Linked DNA regions of Mus musculus: all the other regions are linked to region 3. Evidence: chromatin loops called from intact Hi-C (ENCODE). Cell type or tissue: heart. All regions are shown on one strand.

Evidence for each region. A loop is a pair of places that touch in the nucleus more often than their neighbours do. Peaks named below come from ENCODE experiments on the same cell type or tissue, not always from the same donor. Only the 100,000 strongest peaks of a DNase experiment are listed, where the experiment ranks them.
Region 1: a loop joins it to region 3, with 2.3 times the contacts of the local background. A loop is called at or near these places in 4 of 42 quality-filtered maps.
Region 2: a loop joins it to region 3, with 2.9 times the contacts of the local background. A loop is called at or near these places in 24 of 42 quality-filtered maps.

The regions. Positions count from the first base shown.
Region 1 is chr2:13,367,891-13,375,890 of GRCm38, reverse strand. All of the region lies in intron 31 of Cubn (cubilin (intrinsic factor-cobalamin receptor)), which reads left to right. Among named protein-coding and RNA genes, the nearest start is that of Gm13270, 100 kb to the right of the region's middle. In heart, no CTCF peak of the experiment used is centred here; DNase peaks (open chromatin) are centred at 2,400, 3,540 and 4,600; H3K4me3 peaks cover 1,029 bases; H3K27ac peaks cover 3,887 bases.
Region 2 is chr2:13,571,319-13,579,318 of GRCm38, reverse strand. Vim (vimentin) reads right to left here and starts at 5,008. Exons shown (of 9, transcript NM_011701.4): 1 at 4,325-5,008; 2 at 3,718-3,778; 3 at 811-906; 4 at 569-730. The coding sequence starts at 4,887. Gm9875 (a long non-coding RNA gene) reads right to left here. Exons shown (of 4, transcript XR_865978.3): 4 at 7,796-8,000. In heart, CTCF peaks have their summits at 320, 1,747 (motif pointing left) and 3,581 (motif pointing right); DNase peaks (open chromatin) are centred at 3,828, 5,108, 5,588, 5,648 and 3 weaker places; H3K4me3 peaks cover 5,297 bases; H3K27ac peaks cover 4,629 bases.
Region 3 is chr2:13,286,105-13,294,104 of GRCm38, reverse strand. It overlaps Cubn (cubilin (intrinsic factor-cobalamin receptor)), which reads left to right. Exons shown (of 67, transcript NM_001081084.2): 61 at 6,398-6,560; 62 at 6,919-7,124. Gm13270 (a long non-coding RNA gene) reads right to left here. Exons shown (of 3, transcript XR_865976.2): 2 at 7,764-7,819. Among named protein-coding and RNA genes, the nearest start is that of Gm13270, 19 kb to the right of the region's middle. In heart, a CTCF peak has its summit at 3,323 (motif pointing left); no DNase peak of the experiment used is centred here.

The sequences.
Region 1 (8,000 bases), 82 kb before region 3:
AAAGTCTCCTTTAAAAAGAGGGCGATTAATAGAGCCTATGTCAAGGTCCAGCACACATTAATAGCAGGCCCAGTACTCAGAGGTAACCCTTATCATACATACTCCCTAAGGTAAGAATAAGTATTTTGATAAAATATAAAAATTGTCTTCTATTTCTGGTGAACCTAGACTTGAATTCTCACTGAAAGAAAACATTTAAACATGAAGTGGAAAATGTTCTTGTTTAGAAGTTGGGAGGTCTACATTCCATGGACTAGCTGCCTCATTCATTCACTTGTTCATTCATTCATTCATTCATTAGTTCATTCAATGTAGGTATTGATTATGAGCAGTCACCACGAGGCCATTGGTATTGAGTGTGGCATATCCCCCACCCCCTCTACCCTTGATCTAAGGATCTTAGTTTGCTACAGGCTCTGAGAACCTGGGACATTCAAGAAGAGCATCTGCTTTGAGCCCGTGCTTGTGAGAAGGAAGAGGGAAAAGGGGTTGACCAAGCCCGTTAGTCAACAGGTTCTCCAGTGCAGGAGTGAGGATTAAAAAGAAAAAGGACAGCCAGACAACATTGTAGCGTGACCCCAGTCAATTCTGAAACTGAAGGCACATTTTTTATTTTCCAACCCACTTTTTTTTTAATTAGGTATTTTCCTCGTTTACATTTTCAATGCTATCCCAAAAGTCCCCCATACCCACCCCCACAATCCCCTACCCACTCACTCCCCCTTTTTGGCCCTGGGGTTCCCCTGTACTGGGGCATATAAAGTTTGGGTGTCCAATGGGCCTCTCTTTGCAGTGATGGCCAACTAGGCCATCTTTTGATACATATGTAGCTACAGTCAAGAGCTCCGGGGTACTGGTTAGTTCATATTGTTGTTCCACCTATAGGGTTGCAGTTCCCTTTAGCTCCTTGGGTAATTTCTCTAGCTCCTCCATTGGGGGCCCTGTGATCCATCCACTTCTGTGTTTGCTAGGCCCCGGCATAGTCTCACAAGAGACAGCTATATCTGGGTTCTTTCAGCAAAATCTTGCTAGTGTATGCAATGGTGTCAGCGTTTGGAAGCTGATTATGGAATGGATCCCTGCATATGACAATCACTAGATGGTCCATCCTTTCGTCACAGCTCCAAATTTTGTCTCTGTAACTCCTTCCATGGGTGTTTTGTTCCCATTTCTAAGAAGGGGCAAAGTGTCCACACTTTGGTCTTCATTCTTCTTGAATTTCATGCGTTTAGCAAATTGTATCTTATATCTTGGGTATCCTAAGTTTTGGGCTAATATCCACTTATCAGTGAGTACATATTGTGTGAGTTCCTTTGTGATTGGGTTACCTCACTCAGGATGATGCCCTCCAGGTCCATCCATTTGCCTAGGAACTTCATAAATTCATTCTTTTTAATAGCTGAGTAGTACTCCATTGTGTAAATGTACCACATTTTCTGTATCCATTCCTCTGTTGAGGGGCATCTGGGTTATTTCCAGCTTCTGGCTATTATAAATAAGGCTGCTATGAACATAGTGGAGCAAGTGTCCTTCTTACCGGTTGGGACATCTTCTGGATATATGCCCAGGAGAGGTATTGCTGGATCCTCCGGTAGTACTATGTCCAATTTTCTGAGGAACCGCCAGACTGATTTCCAGAGTGGTTGTACAAGCCTGCAATCCCACCAACAATGGAGGAGTGTTCCTCTTTCTCCACATCCTCGCCAGCATCTACTGTCACCTGAGTTTTTGATCTTAGCCATTCTGACTGGAGTGAAGTGGAATCTCAGGGTTGTTTTGATTTGCATTTCCCTGATGATTAAGGATGTTGAACATTTTTTCAGGTGCTTCTCAGCCATTCGGTATTCCTCAGGTGAGAATTCTTTGTTCAGCTCTGAGCCCCATTTTTAAATGGGGTTATTTGATTTTCTGGAGTCCACCTTCTTGAGTTCTTTATATATGTTGGATATTAGTCCCCTATCCGATTTGGGATAGGTAAAGATCCTTTCCCAATCTGTTGGTGGCCTTTTTGTCTTATTGACGTCCAACCCACTTTTTATACCATTTTAATTACATGCAAGTATTTTGGGCAAACAGTACAATAAGTAACTAACAAAGCAGCAAGTGATTACTCCCATGACAGTTTAAAAGGGCTTGTCATAATGACCAAAATACCTGAGCCCACTTTCTTGTCCAAGCCCAAAATCTTGTCTGAAGCCTAGTTCTGTTCTACCCTAAGACTAAAATTCCTGCCTTTCCCTACTTCTCTATTACAGCCTGAAGTTAGATTCTTGCCAAAACTTACTTCCTTATTATGCCCTAATGTCAGATTCCTGCCTGAGCTTACTTCCTTGTCATGGCCAATGTCAGATTCCTGTCTAAAGCCCATTTCCTTGTCTTTGGCCAATGTCAGACTCCTGCCAAGTGGTACTCCAGAAGGCTTTCCACAGGAGGTTACAATGGATGGTAAGGGCAATATTCTGTCAAAGTCTGACTCTCAGGACCTCTCACATTCAGTCTCTGGAATGCAAGCACAGTGGGGTTTGAGTGGCAGTCGCATCTTTCTCTCTGTGTGTTCAGATCACAGCTCATCTAGAAGGGAGGACAAGCCCACAGATAGCCCCAAGCTGGAGCATCAGGACTGAAAGGCAAACTTCAGCATTCAGAGGAAACAAATTAAAAATTAAAAATAGAGCCATCGGCCAAATACAACCTCCCCTCCCCCTTTGGTTGTTCCTATCAGGTGTTCTATCACTGTGATGAACAATTAACTAAGGCAATAAGGTAATAAATACCATCCATCTTCTTTCATATAACCCACAGCAGTCTGTACCCATAGGCAGAAATCTGATGCATGGATTCCTCCTAATAGACACACCGTAATTATATGAGTGAATGAGTCCTTGCCATCTGTACTCCTGCTGGGATCCGTGCATTTTAAGATTTGCAGAGGACACTGTCATTGACATAGGACCTCATTATTTTGAGTTGCATGAGGACTTAGAAAACATGGTACAGATGTGTTGTCTAGAATTTCATTCTGCTATAATGAAAAGGGAGGGAAACTGATTTCTTTCAACACTTCTATTAAAATGTTGAGGCTCCCACACACAGCTGACTTGTACTGGGCTTCATATAATTTGGTAAAATGTCCGTGATTCCTGCTTGCCTGCTTTCCAGCCTGGTGTTAGCTCTCCTCTGACTTTGGGGATGATAAGTCATGAGTGTTTAATGCTAGACAGCATTTGCTGGCTGGGGGGTGGCTCTGTGTAGTCATCAGGGAAAAGTGACTCCATTATGTTTTCTTTCCTGAAGGGTAAGTGTTAAAGTGACCTCCAACCGCCAGTTTAATTGCTTCGTTAGAATTTCTCTTCTGAGCCTTAGGTACTATGGGTCTGTAAGTTCTTATTGATCTGGGAGAAAACGGCTGCACTCTGTGTGAGAAGGAGGGGGAGGGACAGACTGCGGTGGGGGAGGGGGGAGAAGGAAGGGCTGCTGAGAGGCTGACCTCTGTTTCCAGCAGCCTCTGTGCTCAGTGCAATGGAATGTCTGCCTTGTGTGAATCAGTGCAGATAAAAAAGCAAGCAGAGCACAGGCCATCCTGCCTATTATTTGCAAGGAGAAATGCACTCAGGCAAACAGCTGGAGCAGGAGGAGGAGGAGGAGGAGGAGGAGGAGGAGGAGGAGGAGGAGGAGGAGGAGGAGGAGGAGGAGGAGGAGGCAAGCAGCCCCTAACTGGTTCGGTTTTGGTTGTTTGTTTTTCCTGAAGCTTTTGGTGACTGTCTAAGGGAAAAAGAAAGGAAGCCAAGTGTCTGATCTGAACTGAAACAATCCAGACCCACAAGCCTCACTCTGAGGCACCAGAGCCTGTTGTTCTCACATTATCTGCCCACAACACCCAGAGCTCAACAGGACAGGCGCCTAAGGCAGGGTCCATAATTTGTCTCCCCCCAACCCCCCTTCGATGCAGCCCATGATATGCTTGCATTTAAAACACAGTCACTTCCCAGAGGGGACTGAAGGGAGTCAGGAGTAATCGATAACTAGAGTTTCAGAGAAAGGGAAACAGCCTTCTTTAAATATTTACTGTTTTACAATGAGTTCAGGACAGTCACCCTCCTTCCTTCTCCCCTCCTTTTTAGGTCCTCCCCATTCTCCTTTTCTCTCCCTTCTTCCCTTCTTTCTTGATCCCCATCAGACGTTTTAGGTTGCTTGAGCAAGGGCTTTGAAATGTTTGTTTTGTGATTCACTTGTGATAATCTGCTTAGCCATTCCCATGCCTATGTCAAATGAATCTCCGGTAGCTATGCCAAAGCAAAGCAAGGAACTGAGCTGAAGCCACAGCTCATGGGCCAGGGTATTTATCATGTTTGATGTTCATGTTGGCTCCGTCTTTTTAAACGTTTCCTTCTTGAGGGATCTTTACGGCCCTGCTCCTAGGCCTGGTCACATCTCCTAGTCTTTTGAAAAATGTGAAGGCCGAATGGCATAGTGTACAATAACAGCTTAAAAGTAGGAGTCCTGAACTGAGATGGAAGTTTGTCAATTTAACTTGGTTTTCCATTTCAGACCAGCGTACTGGGAAATATCATTAATGCGGAAGCCCAGCTTCCTTCCTCTCTCCCCTCAAAAAAAGCCATTGCAAGGAGTCAGGTTTCTGTATCCTTCCCTGATTACATCTATGACTCTAACAGCATGGACCATATCCCGAGAGCCTCCCTTCTTTGTCATTTAGTACTTCCTCTCTTTTGGGGCCAGATTTGAAGCTGAGAATTCCCTTAGCAGCTACGCTACCATATATAACATGGAGGTGGTTCATGAGTTCTCTGTTCTCAAGGTTGATTTTGTATCTTGATATGGTATAAACCAATGACACGACTGCTCCACGCTATGGGAAGATTCGATTGTGCATCAGAGAGAAAAAATATACAGTGGCATCTGGAAGAGCCTAGAGCAGGTAGAAAAAGAAGTAGACTGAACACAGCCAGAAGACTGGTCATGGCCAGTGCTATCTTCCAGAGAGGGGAAAGTAGCAGAGGAGAGAGAATAGAGAAAGTCTAGTGAGGCTAGACCTAGGTTATAAGAAGTGGGGGTGGAGGTGGGTGGAGACCAGCGGGTGAGCATTGAAATGTATAACAAATACTTGTGAATGGGGACTGAGGGAGCCTGGGGCCAGCATGGACATTGATATGCTGAGAGGTGCCAGAGGTGTATGTTAGTTGGAGAACCTTTTGTCTTGCTGGAGGTAAAGGAAAAGACTCCTTTGGTAGACTGAAACTGACTTCACAAGTTCCTGAGGAATGCTGGGCTTTATCTAACGTCCAGAAACCCACCTTTAATCCAGGTTGGGCCCATTTCTGATATTTTGAGTACCTTTTGGAGTTTGGGGGATTAGAGTTTACTTTGGACCTGACAGATATGAATAGTTCTTTTACTGCCATAGATCTTGCCCTTCCCATGTTTCTTTTACTGTGCTAAGATTTAATTCACTTAAGCAGAGACATGAATTGCCAGATGGAGTTCAAATCTCGTAAAGATCAGGATGGAAGTGAGGAGCTGTGCTGTGCCAGAGATCTGCAGTTAGGCCCAGGAAAGGCAGCATGCAGACACTAGTATACCCGGGTCCAAGAGCGCAAGCGCATTTAGCAGTCAGGAATGTAAGTTTTAGGTTTATTTGTTAGCCTTCACTCTGGGCTGTTGGTTAGACACCTTGATGAATTAGCCATGCTGGTAATGCTATGGCTGTTCAGTGGAATGCGTGACTCTGAAATCCACAGGAGCTCAACACAAGGCTTTCTAAAATGTCCCTGTATTAGTCAGGCTTCTCTAAAGGAAAAGGCTAGGTGAACTTGCCAGTTAGAATGAGGGCAAGCAGGCAAAAAGGCAAAAGCTTCTTTCTTCCTTATGCTCTTATGTGAGCTTCTACCAGAAGGGAGGTGTGGCATAGAGTTTGAGTGAGCTTTATGACCTCAAATGATCCAACCAAGAAACCCCCCTCACAGGTGTGCCCAGCTGCTGGGGTCCTCATTAATTCTAGATGAAGTCAAGTTGACAAGCGAGATTAGCCATCACAACCTCCAAGGATGCCCTATTGCAGTCTTCAAAATGCGGGAAGCTCCAATGATTATCTTTCTAAAAGGTCATGGGGAACTCATGTCACTTCACAGAATTCTGGTCTCTTAATATTGAGTTAAATGAATGCAATTTGTTTACCTTTCCCCTCCATTTAATGATAATCAATATGATGTCAGAAAGACATGATTTGTACTGTTCTGAGCTACTATTACGTATTTGATTCCAAGTCACTTACATTTTCTAAGTCTTTTAAATTTCCAAGCTGCAAAATGGGGCCATAAGAACTAACTCACAAACTGTATTTGTGAGCACTTATAGGTGCCTCATACTATGGTTTGTCTGTTCCTGCCAAAGTTCCCATTACTCCTTCTTCTAGCCTGGTTAGTCATACTATGTTAAAAGTCTTATTTATCATTTTACATTGTGGACCTTAGGAACACAGAACTGATCCAGCATCCTCAGCTCTTTGCCCACCAACATCATTAAATCATAAATAGTCCCCACTTAAAAATTTTGGTGTTTTTTAGTCTTCAATGTATCATCCTAATGAAATTAACATGTAAGTACACTTTTATGGACTAATTTTGTATTCATGTGGGTATGCATGTGGAGGTCAGAAGACAACTCACTAGAACTACTTCTCTCCTTCTGTCATGTGAGTGGATCCCAAGGCTCGAACTCAGGTCATCAGGCTTGTCTGCAGGTGTTCTTACCTACTGAGCCATTTCACCAGCCCCCGCCTAACACGTTTGACCATGCTACAGTTGCATTGTTTTGCTATTTCCCAGAAGACTGGCAAATGAGGGGACAAAAAGTATAGTGCCACAAATGGAAATAAAAGTATACACTGTACATTCCCAGTTTCTCCTCCTGCAAAGCTCAACTTGGTGCAATTCATTTTGGCCCTGCAATCAGGGTGAGCTTTAGGTAGTAAGTGGTGACTGATAGTTCCATCGGATGAACATGAGCCATTTAATCTCTTCAGGGTCATGAACAGAACAGAGCAGGTACTCCAGGCTGCAGTGGTTACTAGCAGCCACACTAGTCACATGTTCTTCCATTCTTAAAGGTAGCCACTAGTGACTGCTTATCTCTGATGTAATCTGCATTACCTGAAGGGTTCTTCAGTTTTCCCTTGCATTGGACTTCAGAGACAGCACGTGGCACAGTGGCAGTTGCCTGGATACCGAACTGAAAGATGACACAAAGCCAAGGCAGAAAACAACTGATCAAGGCATGAGCCCAGAAGAGGCTCCAGGCATGAGGAGAAGAGATGGAAACAAAGTTGTGGCAGAGCATATGGACAGCATGCTGACCCACTGGGTTGGGAACTAGAGGAGAGATGTAAAAAGTTTTGTCATAAGTATTCATGCTATTTAATAGCTATCTGTTACACACCAACACTATACCAGAAACACTTTTAATTCTATTTACTTATTTAGTTCGCCAAAATAGTATGTGATAAAAACTAATATTAGCGCCATTTCACAGAGTAGGTGGCTGAGTAATGATTAGGAAGTACAAGATAGGGAGGGACTTGTCCCCCAAAGATGAAACATTACCTCGATTATTCTAGTCCCACATAGAAGCTTATAAAGATGTTTTGCTAAATAAGATTATTTTTCCAACTAAAAGAAATCTGCCATCAATATTTCAATGTCACATATAGTTCATTAGTAATGAATATTTATATCAACATATCATGTACAACAAAGTAAAAGATTCTAACTGCATTTTTTTCAAATAGCCATTCTGTAAGACTCTGAATGTAGAGCCTTTCCTCCCAGAACTGTAAATGTCACCCAGAAGGGATGTCAGTCTCTCACTGGAATGATTATCTTCCTAATGCCACTTGATGTATGACGAGGAGAGGCATGTATTAACCTGGCGTTGGTTGACATTTAGTCAAATTCATGATATATGATATTGAAATGTCAAACATGAAA
Region 2 (8,000 bases), 290 kb before region 3:
GAAGAAGAAGAAGAAGAAGAAGAAGAAGAAGAAGTAGAAGAAGAAGAAGAGGAGGAGGAGGAGGAGGAGGAGAAGGAGGAGGAGGAGGAGAAAGAAAAGAAAAGAAAAGAAAAGAAAAGAAAAGAAAAGAAAAGAAAAGAAAAGAAAAGAAGTAGAGATTGTTCACTTCCATGAGTTTTCACTCACTTAGAACAAAGAGGCATCTTCATCCTGCCTGTGTGTTTCCTAGAATTTGTCTGAACGTCTTTTGGAAAACCAGGGAAAGAGAAGCAGAACACCAGCATTGCGTTTTCAAACAGTATTTGCTCTACTGCAATGCTTTCCAAGTGGTGGCAGTCAAGAGCATGAGAGTAAGGTATTCTTTGAAGTCAGGGAAGACAATGAGTGGAAAGGGAGTCTGCCATACTAAAGGAAACTGTGAATGGAGATGAGGGGGAAGGGGTGCTGTGAAACAACAATGGCGGTCCAAGCTTTAAGCCAGCTTCTGAGTAGAGCTGGAGGTTACTAATGGAATTAGAGGCACGTGTCTGAGAGCTAGAGGTTCTTGCCACTCTGGCTCATTTCATACCTTGGACTTGTACCATTCCTCGGCCTCCTGGAGGTTCTTGGCAGCCACGCTTTCATACTGCTGGCGCACATCACGCAGGGCAGCAGTGAGGTCAGGCTTGGAAACGTCCACATCGATCTGGACATGCTGTTCCTGAATCTGGGCCTGCAGCTCCTGGATCTCCTGGAGAAAGAACAGACACAGAGAGGTCGTAGACTACACGGTCGCAGCTTTGTTCACCCACAGAAATTGGTGTCACTTACTTCATCGTGCAGTTTCTTCAAAAAGGCAATTTCTTCCTGCAAGGATTCCACTTTCCGTTCAAGGTCAAGACGTGCCAGAGAAGCATTGTCAACATCCTATTTCGAAAAGAGAAAAGATGATGTGGAGGGTGATAAAGTCTGTCCTTTATCTAACTTATTTATATTAATCCCTTTTTCACTTTATGTTGTGTATAAAGGTGTTTTGCCTGCATGTATATAAGTATGCCACGAGCATGTGGTATCCACAAAAGCAATAAGAGAGCAAAAGATGCCCTGGAACTGGAGAAGAGTGTGGGCAGCCCTGTGGGTTCTGCAAATTGAATTCCAGGTGCCCTAAAAGAGTAGCCAGTGCTTTTAACCATTGACCTGTCTCTACAGCCCCTTATTTATTTATTTATTTATTTATTTATTTATTTATTTATTTGTTCAAAAATTAACCATGTAAACCCATTCTCCTTATTGTAGAAAAGGTGCTGAAAATTTCATGACCCTTGATAAATTTATAAATCATTTAGGGTCACATTCCAATATTCATTCTTAGCTTTAAAAATGAATAGGAAACCATTTGGTTGTATTGAAGCTAACTAGTAGACAAGTTAAAAATAAACACATGTATATGCACAATGACATGGTATGGTGAACTATATGGAAAAATTCATTTTCAGTTTTAAACCTCTGTCACATTTAATAAGTCTGTAATTTTGTGATGATAGTAGTTGATGAGATTGTCCAACTTCATGTTTGCTTGAGTACACGTAATATAAAAATGAGAGCTTCAAAAATAAAATTAAAATGTTTTCTAAAGTGAGGCTTAGTAGTAAAGAATGCTGTTCTTTCAGAGGATTTTAGTTTGGTTCCCAGCACCCACATGGAGCAGTTCATGAAGGTTTATGATTCCAACTCCAGGGCATCAGGTGCCCTCTTCTGGCCTCATGCAAGCCTGCAGAAATGTCCTATACACTCACACAGACACAAACACATTACATATTTTTTAAAAATCATTTAAAATTGAGCTCAGAAGGGTTAACATATATGCATGCTCTTTTTTGTTTCCTGTATTCAAACCTTCAGATGCTTATCTTTGGAATTTAGAATAAGCACTCAGTTATCTGGCATCCAGGTTCCCAGGCTAGCCTCGTATCAAGTAGTAATTCATTGTTCAAAATCCAGGTCTTGCATTTGCAGAGATATGCTCCTCGGGCAAGAAGGAAAAGAAATATAATCCTGAACTATATTGTTTTGCCTTCTCTAATTTTTTTAATGTGTAAAACACCCTGGCTCAGCCTATAGGGTATTTCTGCCTGTCCCAGCTGTCACAGTGTTATTTCAATGACTTTGTCTGTTTTAGGATGACAGATCAAAACACTTACAATGAAACTATACTTAAACTTCTCTGCAGAGTTTTTATAAAGTGATCTATTTTAAGACAGACTGTTCAATCTTGCATGTGAAATGTTGTTTCCTTTCAAGGAAATGTTTGGAAACTTCCCTTGTAAGCAACTGTATTTGCAGTATAGTTTATAACTATAATGTTGAGTTACTCTATCAGTCCCAAAGAAAATACTAATTTAAAAAAGAATATAAGAACTTAAATAGTAGTATCATTCATTTCTGACTTCTGCTAAGCCATCAAAAAATATATAAATGATATTGGACTAACCTTCTCGAAAAAGTTCAGCTAAATGTGTCATTTCATTTAAATGAATGAATGAAACAATTTTTAGTCCACAAATAAGAGATGGTGTGTATTAACTCAGTGCTTTGTAGAAAACATTCCTTTGGTGATGACTGAAAATGCCCAGTGACTGAAAGGGGCTGCATATTCGTCTACTGCCATTAAGGATGCAAATGCCTTCAGAATGCTACCTTAGAACATTCATCTGGAGAGTTTGGCTGTTGATCCTAACAAGTGTTCCAAACAAGACTGAACTGGCCATCTGTCCACTTCGGGATGCTAAGGTAATGCCTAACCCTGGAACAAACACAAACAAACAAATCCTCCCTCCATAAAATACTCCATTCTTCAGTTTAGGGTTTAATTTTGTTTGTGGAGGGTGCTAATGAGTCTACAAACCCCCCTAAAAGGGGGCCTTTCCAAATGTGAGGGAGGACTTTAGCTTTAAGAACTTTGTACACGGCATACCTCACAAGCCTGGCCCAGACACAAGATAATGGATGTTAGCAAATACTTGTGTCCAATTGGAACTGTGGTTACATCATTACATATTCAATAAGAATGTAGCCTGTTGCAAAGCTGCTCTGGGAACACAAAGGCCCCTATTCTTTCTGTCCAGAGCCACCGCATTTGCCAGAACGTCCCTATCTACATTCCATAGTGAAGCCCATAGAAACCTTTAACACCCTTGAGCTACGGGAACAGATGGCTTCTTTTCACCCTTGTTAGATTTCAAAAATGGTTGTGCAATGACTCTTCTGCTAACTTTCACGCAGTGCCGAACTTCGAAGGAAGAAAGGGAACTTGGCTTAATTCCAGTTAAACTTTCTCATCCTCCAGAGTATTCTACATTTCCAACTGGAGGAAGCAACTGTGGTTTTTATGACCTTGTGAAAGTTAGCCAATTTCACCTTCACAATCCACAATGTAATCAAATTGTAACCATTCAATATCCGAATGTCGATATGTTTCAAAAAACGAAAGGAGAAATGTTTCGGGGGTGTGGGGGATCAGAAAAATCTGGAAACGAAGCAGAAAATAAAGCCTTCATGTTCCAAAGACTGCCCTAAATAGTGGAGTTTTTCAATCTGTGCGCTTTCCGCCGCCAGGGGGCTTTACAAGCAGACGTGAAGTTCTGCACCTTTTAAAACCTAAGGGAAGTAACTTTTAGAACCGCTCGCGGGTTGGCTCCATTGGGCTGCTGGCTGCATGTGAAAAAGAAGTCTACAAACCTGTCTGAATGACTGCAGGGTGCTTTCGGCTTCCTCTCTCTGGAGCATCTCCTCCTGCAATCTGAAGCAGCAGCACATTAATCAAAGGGGAACTGGAAAACCGCCAGGGGCGGGGCGGCCACACCCAACCACAAATGCCGCCAAGCCTTGAGTCCAGAGCTGCTGTGACACCTCCACCCACAGTAGTTACTGCAACTTGTCGAGGTGGCAGCTCTCTGCAGGTGTTAGCTGGAGTTGGGGCACACTGGAAAAGACAATCACTGCCCTTCCCTTACAATTACAGCCAATCCCCTGTCCCAATATCCCAGATGCCTTTGCCATCTCTTTGTCTGGAACCCTTCACACCCATTCTTTCCTCCTGTCTGGTAACTGTAAGCCCAGAAGAAGGACCTAAGAAACTTTCTAAAAAGTTCAATGGAAGTGCTTGAGTGAGGCGAAAAGAGAAATGTTCACTGCAAAGTTTAGGTTCAGGGTGGGGCCCGCTTCCTCTGCTATCCTCCAGACAACCGCCACCCCAGCCACATCCCCAAGGGCGTGGCAGCCCCAGTGCAAGGCCCAGGACTCCCCTCCCTCCCACACCCCACCACTCGCGTAGGTCAGGCCTTACTTCTCTCGCAGCCGCATGATGTCCTCGGCCAGGTTGTCCCGCTCCACCTCGACACGGGCCTTGTCGTTGGTGAGCTGATCCACCTGCCGGCGCAGCTCCCGCATCTCCTCCTCGTACAGGTCGCCCAGGCGCGACTTGCCCTGGCCCTTGAGCTGCTCGAGCTCAGCCAGCAGGATTTTGTTCTGCTGCTCGAGGAAGCGCACCTTGTCGATGTAGTTGGCAAAGCGGTCATTCAGCTCCTGCAGTTCTACCTTCTCGTTGGTGCGGGTGTTCTTGAACTCAGTGTTGATGGCGTCGGCCAGCGAGAAGTCCACCGAGTCTTGAAGCAGCCGCACGCCCGGCACGCTGCTCCGCAGGCGCACTGCCGAGGACCGGGTCACATAGGCGCCACCGGGGGATGAGGAATAGAGGCTGCGGCTAGTGCTGGGGCGCAGTGCGCTGCCCAGACTGTAGGTGCGTGTGGACGTGGTCACATAGCTCCGGTTGGAGCTGGGCCGGCTCGATGTGCCGGAGCCACCGAACATCCTGCGGTAGGAGGACGAGGACACAGACCTGGTAGACATGGCTTCGAAGGTGGGCTGGCTTGCTGCGGCTGGAAAAACTGCAACAAGGGAATGAGGGCGCGGTGGCTGTGAATCGTAGGAGCGCTGGGGTCTCTGGGGTCCCGGAGCAAGAGTGGCAGAGGACTGGACAACGCCAAGGGCGCTGCTTTTATAACACTGTTAGGAAAGAGGGTCCCCTCCCACTGCCATCCTAGCCGCCGAGCGAGCCAGCCAATGGGGACCCGGAAAGAAGTGAGGAAGGGGGGTGGGGGAGGGAGCTCCCCTCGAGCCTTCCTCCAGGGCTGTAGGGTATCAAGCACAGTCCTGTTACTAATTGGAAGTGCTAGGCCTTTCAGGGGCTTTCCTGGTGATCACCCGAACTCTCTACTCACCCTTGGGTGCTGAGAAAGAAGGGATCGCGGGAAGGATTCATGGGGGAAGGAAGGGGGGCTCTGGAAAGTTGAGTAAAGCGATCCCTGGCACTGGGCCAAAGGGGCGTGGGACTAGGCGCGCTGGTAGGAGGGGCGTGGTCGCAGTCGCAGATCTGCGGTCTTCTGGGACTGGGTGGGTGGGGAGATCCGAGAGCGGAGGAGCAGGAAGAGCCTGCAAAAGCAGTCCTGCAGATCGGAAGCCGGGGAGAGAGAAACAAAGAGGGCCCGAGATTGGGGGTGGAGAAGCACACAGCCCAAGATATCTGGCTCAAGACCTTTGCAGAGGGCTTGTTTGACGTGGTCATATCCCCTGATCTAACGGACTCAGTTCAACTAGAGAGGATTAGGAGCCACTGCCTCTGGAGTAAAGCCCAGGGGACGGGGTGGGGTCGCTGAGTCAGTGGATATGACTCATGGAGCCCTGAGGGTGAGATCGTCTAGCGGTTCAGGAAAACCGTTAGTTGAGATTGACTCCAGACTCCAAGAGCGCTAAGCTCATTCATTGTCCGAAGTTTTAAACCAACTTTGAGAATAACCGTTCTTGTGATTGTTGGGGAAGTGTGGAGAGTTCTCCTTAGAAAGAAACTCTTGCAGACCCGGGAGAGCCACAAAACACATCCACACACCCCTACCCCCATCCCCACCCCTGACGACAAAAGCTCCCTCCCTCCCTCCTTCCCTCCCTCCCCCTTTCTCTCTTTCTTTCTCTCTCTCTCTTTCCTGCATGAAACCACACCCTAAGTTCTGGGTGAAAGAGGAAACTACTTTGGTAATTTCAAAAGCAAGCCCAGTGATCTCGGCCTTTCTGAAAGTGGACTGCATTAGAAGATAAGCAAGTCGGACAAGAAACCATTGGGTTTTGCTAAAAAATCCAATTCGGTGAATGAGTTCGGAAGAAAGGCAGTTATGTAGCTCAAGTGATAAACTGAAGAAACAGATTTCTGTAGATTTTAGAGCAGCGATGCAGGGGAGAAGATTCTAGTGACTTGTCTGGGCAACGCCACAGATCCTATTTTCCACAAAGAAAAATCATGAAATCTAACTTGAAATGGCGACAACTGTCCACAAAACAAAAGGTTCAGAGTGTTGAGATGCAGCGACTGTCACCTTTTCAAAGGGAAAATGACCAGCTCAAGGCTATTGCTTCACGTTTGCTTCTAGGCAAGACTAAGGGGTCTCCGTTCTCCAAGGGAAAAGGACTTTTCAAGAAAGGGAAGTTAGGCCCTTTGTGATTAAGCACGGATAGAAAAATTACAGTTTCTTTTGGTTTGGGATTTGTGGAGTACTGAAACAAAAACAAACAAACTGGGAGATGGGTCCATTAGTGAATAGGGAAGGAAAAGGAGCTTGTATTTTGTTTTTGCTTTTGTTTTTCTTTGGAGCACAGAGTGTTCCCAGCTTACCTGGCAATTAAGAAAGGCCGTTTAGAGACACGTGCAGGATTTATGCTAGCTTTTTTGTACAAGACTCTTTGAAGCAACCCTTTGTGCACCTCATCTCAGTCAGTTCTGGGAATGCTGCGGTCAAGGTTGCCTGCAGGACTCTCTGGGACCCAGCTCTCCTGCTGTGCCTTTCTTTATTCTCCTTTCAAAGAGAGGCTGTGGGTCCTTTCCAGAGAGCACTGCCAGGGTTAGCCTGTGCCTCACGTTACCATTCTGCACACTGAGAGCCTTTTATTCAAGCCATGGTTCAGCAAATGTCACCATTGTGAGATTGCTCGGAATGGCTCAGGATGAGGAAAGTGATTTCCCTGTGGGGAGGAGGGAGGCTAGCCTTCCTCCTACATAGTTTGTAGATCCCAGGGCAGTGCAGTGGCTTTGTCAGGGAACTCTTGCTTAATGAGTCACTGTGGAAAAAGAGGAATGGGTTGTGGTACGGTGTGGCAGTATGCCATGTGGGCACCACAGCAAATTCCTCAGGTTGTGATGACTTCTTCAGTAGGCTCTGCTCCTCTTCATCACCTGAAGGGGGTCCCTTCCTGGCCTTTTTTTTTTTTTTTTTTTAGCTTCAGGGACATTGATGAATATTCTCCTTTTATTGCTGATATGGTAATGGATGAACCGGTTTGTTTATCTTCACGTTATTCTTCCTTTTAAAAAGTTTTTAGAGGGTAGAGACGTAAAAACTGCTACAAAAATATTTTTAGTCATTCATGGAGAAGAGGAGAAGTCATTAGACTTGGAAAAAAGTTTGCTTCATCACACACATATGCACACATGCCTACATACATGCACACATGTACACTTGCACACACATACTTATACCACACACACTCCTCTCTCTCTCTCTCTTTCTCTCTCTCTCTCTCTCTCTCTCTCTCTCTCTCTCTCTCTCTCTCTCACAGCACGCTTTCTCTACTATATGATATTCACAGAAAAGAGAAATCAGTATATTGGAGTGTGTATTCTTGCGATCATTCACTGTGTGCTTATTTTTGAAGAAAAAAAAACAGTCTATGAGCATAGCTTTCTTAGTTTTCATATTTATTTTTGATTGCAATGAAAACCTATCTCAGAAGTATTTTTAAATCTGGACTTATTTGTGATGCAAGTTTGTATATAAGTAAGTGAATGGTCATATGATTTGTAGGTCAGGCACAAATACTATCAGAGTACTTAACAGAGTGATTTTGGAATTTGCAAGCTCTGGCCATGTCAGTTTAACATGGTGACTTGAGCTGACAGGGCAGCCAGCCGTGTGGAC
Region 3 (8,000 bases):
TGGCTTCAATATATATTGTAGTTGCTAGCCTCCTGTTCAAGTTCATCTCTGATATCATCATTCAAACATCTCAAGTGACTTCTAACATTAGCTTCAAGATTCAGTTCTGTCTTGCTAAGTGCCTTGTTATGAAGCGATCCATGGGAAGATTAGTCGGACAGAGTGAGGTTGTCAGAGGACTTTCACAATTCCTAATGTAAATGGTATCTGAAGTGCAAAAATACACTGTAATTGGTCTGTCCCTTTTATTTACGTAGATAGCATCCAAAGCTTCCTAAAAATTCCAAAGAAACATTTTTTTAAGACAGTGTGAAGCTAGACGGCCAAACTCCCATCGACGTCTAGGAAGGGTGCCAAGGACAGGATGCACCGGGAGGACCAAAGATGAAGGGACGAAAATGGATGACTGAGAAAAGCTTGTGACATCCAGGAACAGTGTGGTGCATGGAAGTCAGGGGAAGATGCCTTTCCAAATGATGTGTGGGTAGCCAGTGGTGTTAAGCTGTAGGTCACAGACAAAGAAAAGCTGAGATGAAGAAAGCCATTCCATTGGGTGACAACCATCTTAATAAGACATGGGGCTAGAAGCCAGCCATTGTGAGGGAGTTCATGAGGGGCTAGAGGTGACAAAATGTGGGACAAAAGTGTTAATTCAAGTTCAGTCCTTCTCTAAAATGAGACCAAGTAGCCAGAACTACTTAAGAGGTTATTTAAAACCAGCTTCTCTGGGTTCCTGAAAAGTAGTAAGATTTGAAGGCAGATAGTAAGTAGTCCCACAGCCAGAAAGCACAGAGGGATCAGTTCTGACACTCAGCTCATATTTTCCTTTTTATTCAGTCTAGAGTCCCAAATCATGAATTGGTACTGCCCACATTTAGGGTGGGTTCTTTCAAATTCAGTTAACCCAATCTCGGCACTTTCTCACAGGCATGCCCAGAAGTTGGTCCCTTGGTGATTCTAGATCATGTTGAGGTGATATCAGTATTTACTACCCCCCTTTTAAATTGTTAAATGTTGTGGTAAAATGACATTCTATAGAAGCTAATGACACAGCTCTATAAGTAGTGTGTAAGACAGATTATACCAGTTCCATTGCTGAGTTATGCCTACTCCCTTCACTGCTGTCTTTGAGAGTGTTTACTAGGGGACCAAGGGGGGACATCTGCTGTAGATTAATGAACTGTGGCTGATCAATGACTGTTGAAACCATCGTCACATCTGTCCTATGGAGTTGTTTGGTAGCCATGGTACATAATATGGGAGATGTGGCAGTGAACGTTCCCCAAGGAGATGTAATTCATTGGGATTGGGGGGGGGGGGAGACTGGCCTGTAAACAGATACATTATACAACATGAAAACAGAAGTTAGATACCCTTGACGTAGAAAAGGAGATCAGAACAGAGTATGTCGGGCTTCTTAGATGTGAGCATGCCATGGCACTTAACAGCATCATGAAAGCTCACACATATTGTTGCCTCCATAAAATGGAGAACAGTATCAACAAGGCATATCCACAAGAAAGACATGACCAAAAATAAGGGGAAAGGACAGTGCTGTGTACTACCTAATCTCCAACTCTTGGTTAGTTCAGTCATCCTTGTGTTGAGCAACAGTAAGGTGGTTGAGGGCATCAAAAGTGTGGTCCTCCTGCTTCCTCTACCTGGAAACATGACACTGGTGGAAGTTTCCCAAGGTTTCTTCCTCAACTTGGTGCTCTTGGTTTTGGCAGATATATTTTAAAGTTTCCAGTCCCATCTGAAGAGAAAATTCCCTGTACTTACTATCCTATGGGATTCAGAAATGTGACTTCTAAACACTAAATGCTTCAAATTATTGTTGTAAGGCCAATTATAAACTCCTGAACATCAAACTTGCATAAAAACATTCCCTAGAGCTTTCTGGGAGCCCTTGTAATAACTCACTGGGCTTAACCCTTCTGCATATTATCAGGCACTGGGGAAGGGTGTGTGCCTCTTTAGGGACAACATCAGCAGACCCTAGGTGCATTGGTTAGGAGATAGCACTGCCACTAAGCATTCATGTACTTAGTTATTCATTAAATAAGTGTGAATTTCAGTCTACCTCATTATAGATATTAGCTCAAACATTTAAAAATGCATAAAGAGTAAATAATTATTACTGTGATACTTTGAATCTTACATGACCCACCAAAGCACAGCCGTTAAGAAGACATGGTTGGTAGCATGGGAGTCAGTTAGGAAGGTAGGTTACTGAGGACACTGCCGTTTGAAAGATACCTGAGTCCCAACCACTCTTTTCTATCTGCATCAGTGCTTCTGTGAAGTATATAACCCCCACCCCCTGTGTGTCCTTCTGTCATGACCTTAACACAGTCCTAGAACAACAAAGCTCTATAACTGTGTTGCTATAGAGATTAGTCGTGCAAAGACTGAGTCCTAGAGACAAAGTATATCTTGAGTTGACTATTATAGGCATTTTGTCACAGTGACACCAAGAAACAAGGCTTCTAGAAGGCAAGGTGTGCCTGAGTTAGTGTTCAGACACTAACTCACCACAGACATGCAGTCCCTGCTCCAGTGTTGTTCAGGGTCTACCCACAGCAAGAGATTTGGTGTTGGCAAGGAACAGAACAGAGAAATAATTTCAGGTTTGATCATACAGGAGGCTAGTAGTCATGCAGTTTGTAACTATATATTCCAATCAGTTACGCTAACTCTTACTTTAATGTGGTTGGATGAATATAGTACCAGCACAGGGCCACCTTCTACCCAGCCCTAGCTTGTCCTTGTCCTGCCCCTCACATCTACCAGTCTCTAACTGACGTTGGTCTTGTAAAGTAAGACCCAGGCTCCTCGGCATGAACTGGGTGGTCTTCCCCGACTCTCTCTCTCTTTTATAGTATGAATCTCCTTGATATTATTTGACAGAATTACCTTTTCTTTTCTTTGGTTTCTTTTTTATATTTTTCCATGCATATTTGTAGATATATCTGTAAACAGCAACACACACACAGACACACACACACACACACACACGCACATGCGCGCACATACGTTTATATTTAGCTCTTTCTTCTCACTATTTTATGAGCACCTTGAAGGTACATAAATGCTCTTATGTCTCTCCATATACACACTACCCAACACAAGCCAGGTACATGATACAAGTGAAAGCTTGTATAGACCACAGTGGTTGTAATGAAACCTCACTTAGCAGAAAAAGTATGTTGTCTTTAACTTGGCAACTCTTCTCTATAAAGTGAGGGTGTTTGACTACAGAACTTCACTTTTCTGTGCTCCTCGTGAATTCATATAGAAGAGACAGCACCATCTAGTGGTCAGTTTTGTTTCATTTTTTAATTTTGAAATTTATCATGTTCATTTTATAACATCAGTGGCCACACTACTCTGAGATTTCTGATCTAATGTGGTTCTGTTATGAACTCATATTCAGGGCTACAGAAACACAGAAAATCATTATTAAAGTACAATAAAAATTAACAACATAGACATAAAAATGAAAACATACTATATTAATTTATTTATTTATTTATTTATTTTTTAGTAAAGTGTTTGAGGGATATACAAATCCTCACTATTTCTTTGGGTGTTTGTAAAAATCTGTGAAAGCCATCAGTAGTTCTGGATGCTAGAGACACTTCTGAGCATAACTCCGTTTCTCTTCCTGTGAAACTCACACTTGTGCAGAGGGGGCGCCCAATCAAAGTAAATAAGCATTACATTGATTGAGTTTCATCACAGTAAAATAAAACAAGATGGTATTGGAGGAGGGCCCCACTGTGTGGGATTAGACTCTCAGGGGAGGTGACATTTGAGTAAAAGGTCTATGACTAGGGATTATCAGTCCTTCAAGAAAGACTATGTCTCCAAGGGAGGAGACTGTCAGAGGCAGCAAGCACTGGGAAGGGAGAGAAGCAACAGCATTGACCAGGGCTTGCAAGTTCTGCATTGGGTACAAGGTATAGTTTTGTAGGAAGAATAGACACATACTCTAGGTCATCAAACACCTGGGCACTACGGTGCAGAACTCTGTGAGTGCTCTGTGCAATTGATCTGTGAGCCATGTTCTGAAGAAACTGTGTCACATGGCATTGATACAATATATTTCGAAAGTGGAACAAAGTGGGGATGCTTATCATGGGAATGGGAGAGTTGAGTATGACTGGAATTTAGACTTGAGCTGTTTATTGAGATAGAGTAGACTCAGGGAGAATATTTTAGGGAAGGGTGATGCTGTGGTGTGTACATATCACTCAAGTACCTGTGGTAGAAATGTAAACCTTATATCCATATGCTAAAGGTATGGGGGGCTTTGAGGTATAACTGGGGTTAGATGAAGTCATGAGAGTGGGGTTCCTATCATGGGGTGAATAGTATCACCCCAGGAGAGGAAGAGATTGCCGAGCTGGCATGCTCCTGATGATCTTCTTAGGATGCTCATATGTTAGAAGGCAAGAAGGCCCTCATCAAAGTCTGCCCCTTGAATTCTGAATGTTCCTCAATCCTCAGAAATATCACAATTAACTTACTTGTGTATAAATGACATGGTCTATGGTACTCTGGTACAGCAACATAAAACAAACCAAGGCATGTGGGTCATAGGGAAGGGTCAAAGCACTTACCAAGAAGCGAGTAAGCATGGTTTATGCATTACACACTCTTAAGGTCTGGGGCGATATGGCGGAACAGAATAAAATTCTGTGCTTCTGTGGAATGTTGTATTCATTTTAGAAGGAAAGGCAATAGAATTGGCAAGTTAAATGTGTAACATGTTGACAGTAATACTTGTCCTGAGGAAAGGAGTCAGGGGATGTGGGCAGTGTTCACTTTAGGGAAGGCATTGCTGGTGGATGATAGAGGAAGAGAGACCTCAACAGACTCCATGAATACCAGCAAGGGTGGTCTGGGCAAAGGAAGGCAGATGCAATAGCTGGGAAGCTAGACTGAGCTGGGGATGTTCAAGAATCTCAATCAAGCAGAGCAGACCCCTGAGGTCTGTGTGGGAGGAAAAGCCATTCCATTAGGTCTGGATCACTGTTGTAATGGATGTAGCCTTTGTGTTAAGAGGGTAGGAAGCAGTTAGGCAGCTCCTGGTCTGACTTTATCTTTTTTTTTTTTTTTCCATTTTTTATTAGGTATTTAACTCATTTACATTTCCAATGCTATACCAAAAGTCCCCCATATCCACCCACCCCCACTCCCCTGCCCACCCACTCCCCCTTTTTGGCCCTGGAATTCCCCTGTACTGGGGCATATAAAGTTTGCAAGTCCAATGGGCCTCTCTTTCCAGTGATGGCCGACTAGGCCATCTTCTGATACATATGCAGCTAGAGTCAAGAGCTCCGGGGTACTGGTTAGCTCATAATGTTGTTCCACCTATAGGGTTGCAGATCCCTTTAGCTCCTTGGCTACTTTCTCTAGCTCCTCCATTGGGAGCCCTATGATCCATCCATTAGCTGACTGTGAGCATCCACTTCTGTGTTTGCTGGGCCCCGGCATAGTCTCACAAGAGACAGCTACATCTGCGTCCTTTCAATAAAATCTTGCTAGTGTATGCAATGGTGTCAGCGTTTGGATGCTGATTATGGGGTGGATCCCTGGCTATGGCAGTCTCTACATGGTCCATCCTTTCATCTCAGCTCCAAACTCCGTCTCTGTAACTCCTTCCATGGGTGTTTTGTTCCCAAATCTAAGGAGGGGCATAGTGTCCACACTTCAGTCTTCATTCTCCTTGAGTTTCATGTGTTTAGCAAATTATATCTTATATCTTGGGTATCCTAGGTTTGGGGCTAATATCCACTTATCAGTGAATACATATTGTGTGAGTTTCTTTGTGAATGTGTTACCTCACTCAGGATGATGCCCTCCAGGTCCATCCATTTGGCTAGGAATTTCATAAATTCATTCTTTTTAATAGCTGAGTAGTACTCCATTGTGTAGATGTACCACATTTTCTGTATCCATTCCTCTGTTGCTGACTTTATCTTAATAGCAACCTGTTAGAGGTGGGAAGGTTGGTTCTAGCCAGGAAGCTTTAAAAAAAAAAAAACCAAAACAACAACAACAACAAAAAAAAACCGTGGTGATAATTCAGGCAGCAGAGAGAATAGCAATGGGTTTAATGACTTTGAGGCCAGGGGGCTTTTGTTGTTGTTGTTGTTTATTTCAATTATATATTACTTTTCCTAACAGAAAAATATATGATGGGCATCACTGAAAGTCATTATAGCATTATCAATATAAATTAAGACTGCCTATAAGAACACCCACATATAGATCCGTAATCCATGGTCTGTCTATCACCATAGATATATGGTGAACTCATAGGTAAGTTAGTGCAAAATAGCAATTCCCTTATTAATAATTAACTACTATAAACTACTTTTTCTTCCAGATAGCAGATGGTGCAAGCATAAACTCATATTTAGGCGGAAGATTTTGTGGTTCCAGTAGGCCTGCCCCTTTTATTTCTTCTGGCAACTTTCTTACAGTTCAATTTGTCTCTGACATAAGTATTCAAATGAGAGGATTTAATGCAACATATACCTTTGTGGACAGTAAGTATTCTGACAGATTATGAAATACATATGTCCTTATGCACAGACAAGAATGCATGCATATTACATGTAAATTAATTACAGTTTTAGCGGATTATTAAACACAAGAGCTAGATTGCCTGCCCTCAGTTTCCCTTTCTTTGACAACGTCTCACTAAGTTGCCAGGCTGGCCTTGAATTTTATCCTTCAGCCTCAAGCTTGCATGAAGGTAGGATTGCAGCCCTGTGTCACCACGACATTTACTAAATCCTTAAAAGAATATTAACATGTTTCCTAGGCCAGAGAAAGATGTTAAAGACAGTATGTATAATTAGAGATGATTAAAACATCTACATTATTTTCTTTCTCCCTCTTCAGTGCCTTGTGGGGGAACATATAATGCAACTTCGATGCCTCAAAACACATCATCACCTCAGTTGTCAAACATCAGACGGCCATTTTCCACCTGTACTTGGGTCATTGAAGCTCCCCCACACCAGCAGGTCCAGATAACTGTGTGGAAACTGCAGCTGCCCTCACAAGACTGCTCAAGGAGCTCCTTAGAACTTCAGGATTCAGAACAGGTAAAGATGCCAGGATGGTGGCCGTCGTATTTGCAGACACTGCAAGTAATGAAGCCATGCCTAAATAAAGTCCTGTTACTTCTAGAATTGTTTTTTCAGTAGGAGACAAAACCTCCCTTGCTGACATACTAACCCATTTAAATGTAGTCCTGTCGCAAGATGCTTTCAAACAGTCCTATAGCTAAGAATCATCTGGGGGTCTTGTTAAAAATGCACATTCCTGAAAATGTCAAACTTTGTGGAGCTCTTTCATTTACTATTGTGCATTTAATGGGTATGTAATGTGTCACAATGGACACATGCCATATGAGCATAGAGATATTGATAGGAGAACAACCATCTGTCTCCCAGCATGAATAGAATATATGTAGTAGCCCCAACTTTATGTAGACTGTCTGAATGTGATAAAACTTTGAAATTAATTGGTTTAACAACTTTATTTGGGACTTCCACAAACTCACACTGCAAAGAAAAAAAAATCCTATGACTATTATTATTGTGAAAATTCTTCTCTTTGTCCTGGTTCACTTTATAAATGTGGCCTGACTGACATGATAGGAAGATTTACGAATATAATCATATTCTGATCGCTTTATAGAAAGGATGCTAGAAGTGTGAGCCATGTAATAAATCACTTACCATCAGAGGTATCTTCAAAGATGCAAAATAACCCATAATGAAGGGGAACACCATGCCTATAAACAGTAGGATAAAAACTTAAGGATCTGATTTCTCTTTACCATTAGTCCAGATTGCAAAATTAATTCATAAAAATAAAAAGATTTCTCAGTGTAATGAATGTGGTTAAAAAAAAAAAGAAGTAAAAAGACATAAGAATCACCCCCTAAAAAATGCACATTCCTAGGCCCCCCTGCA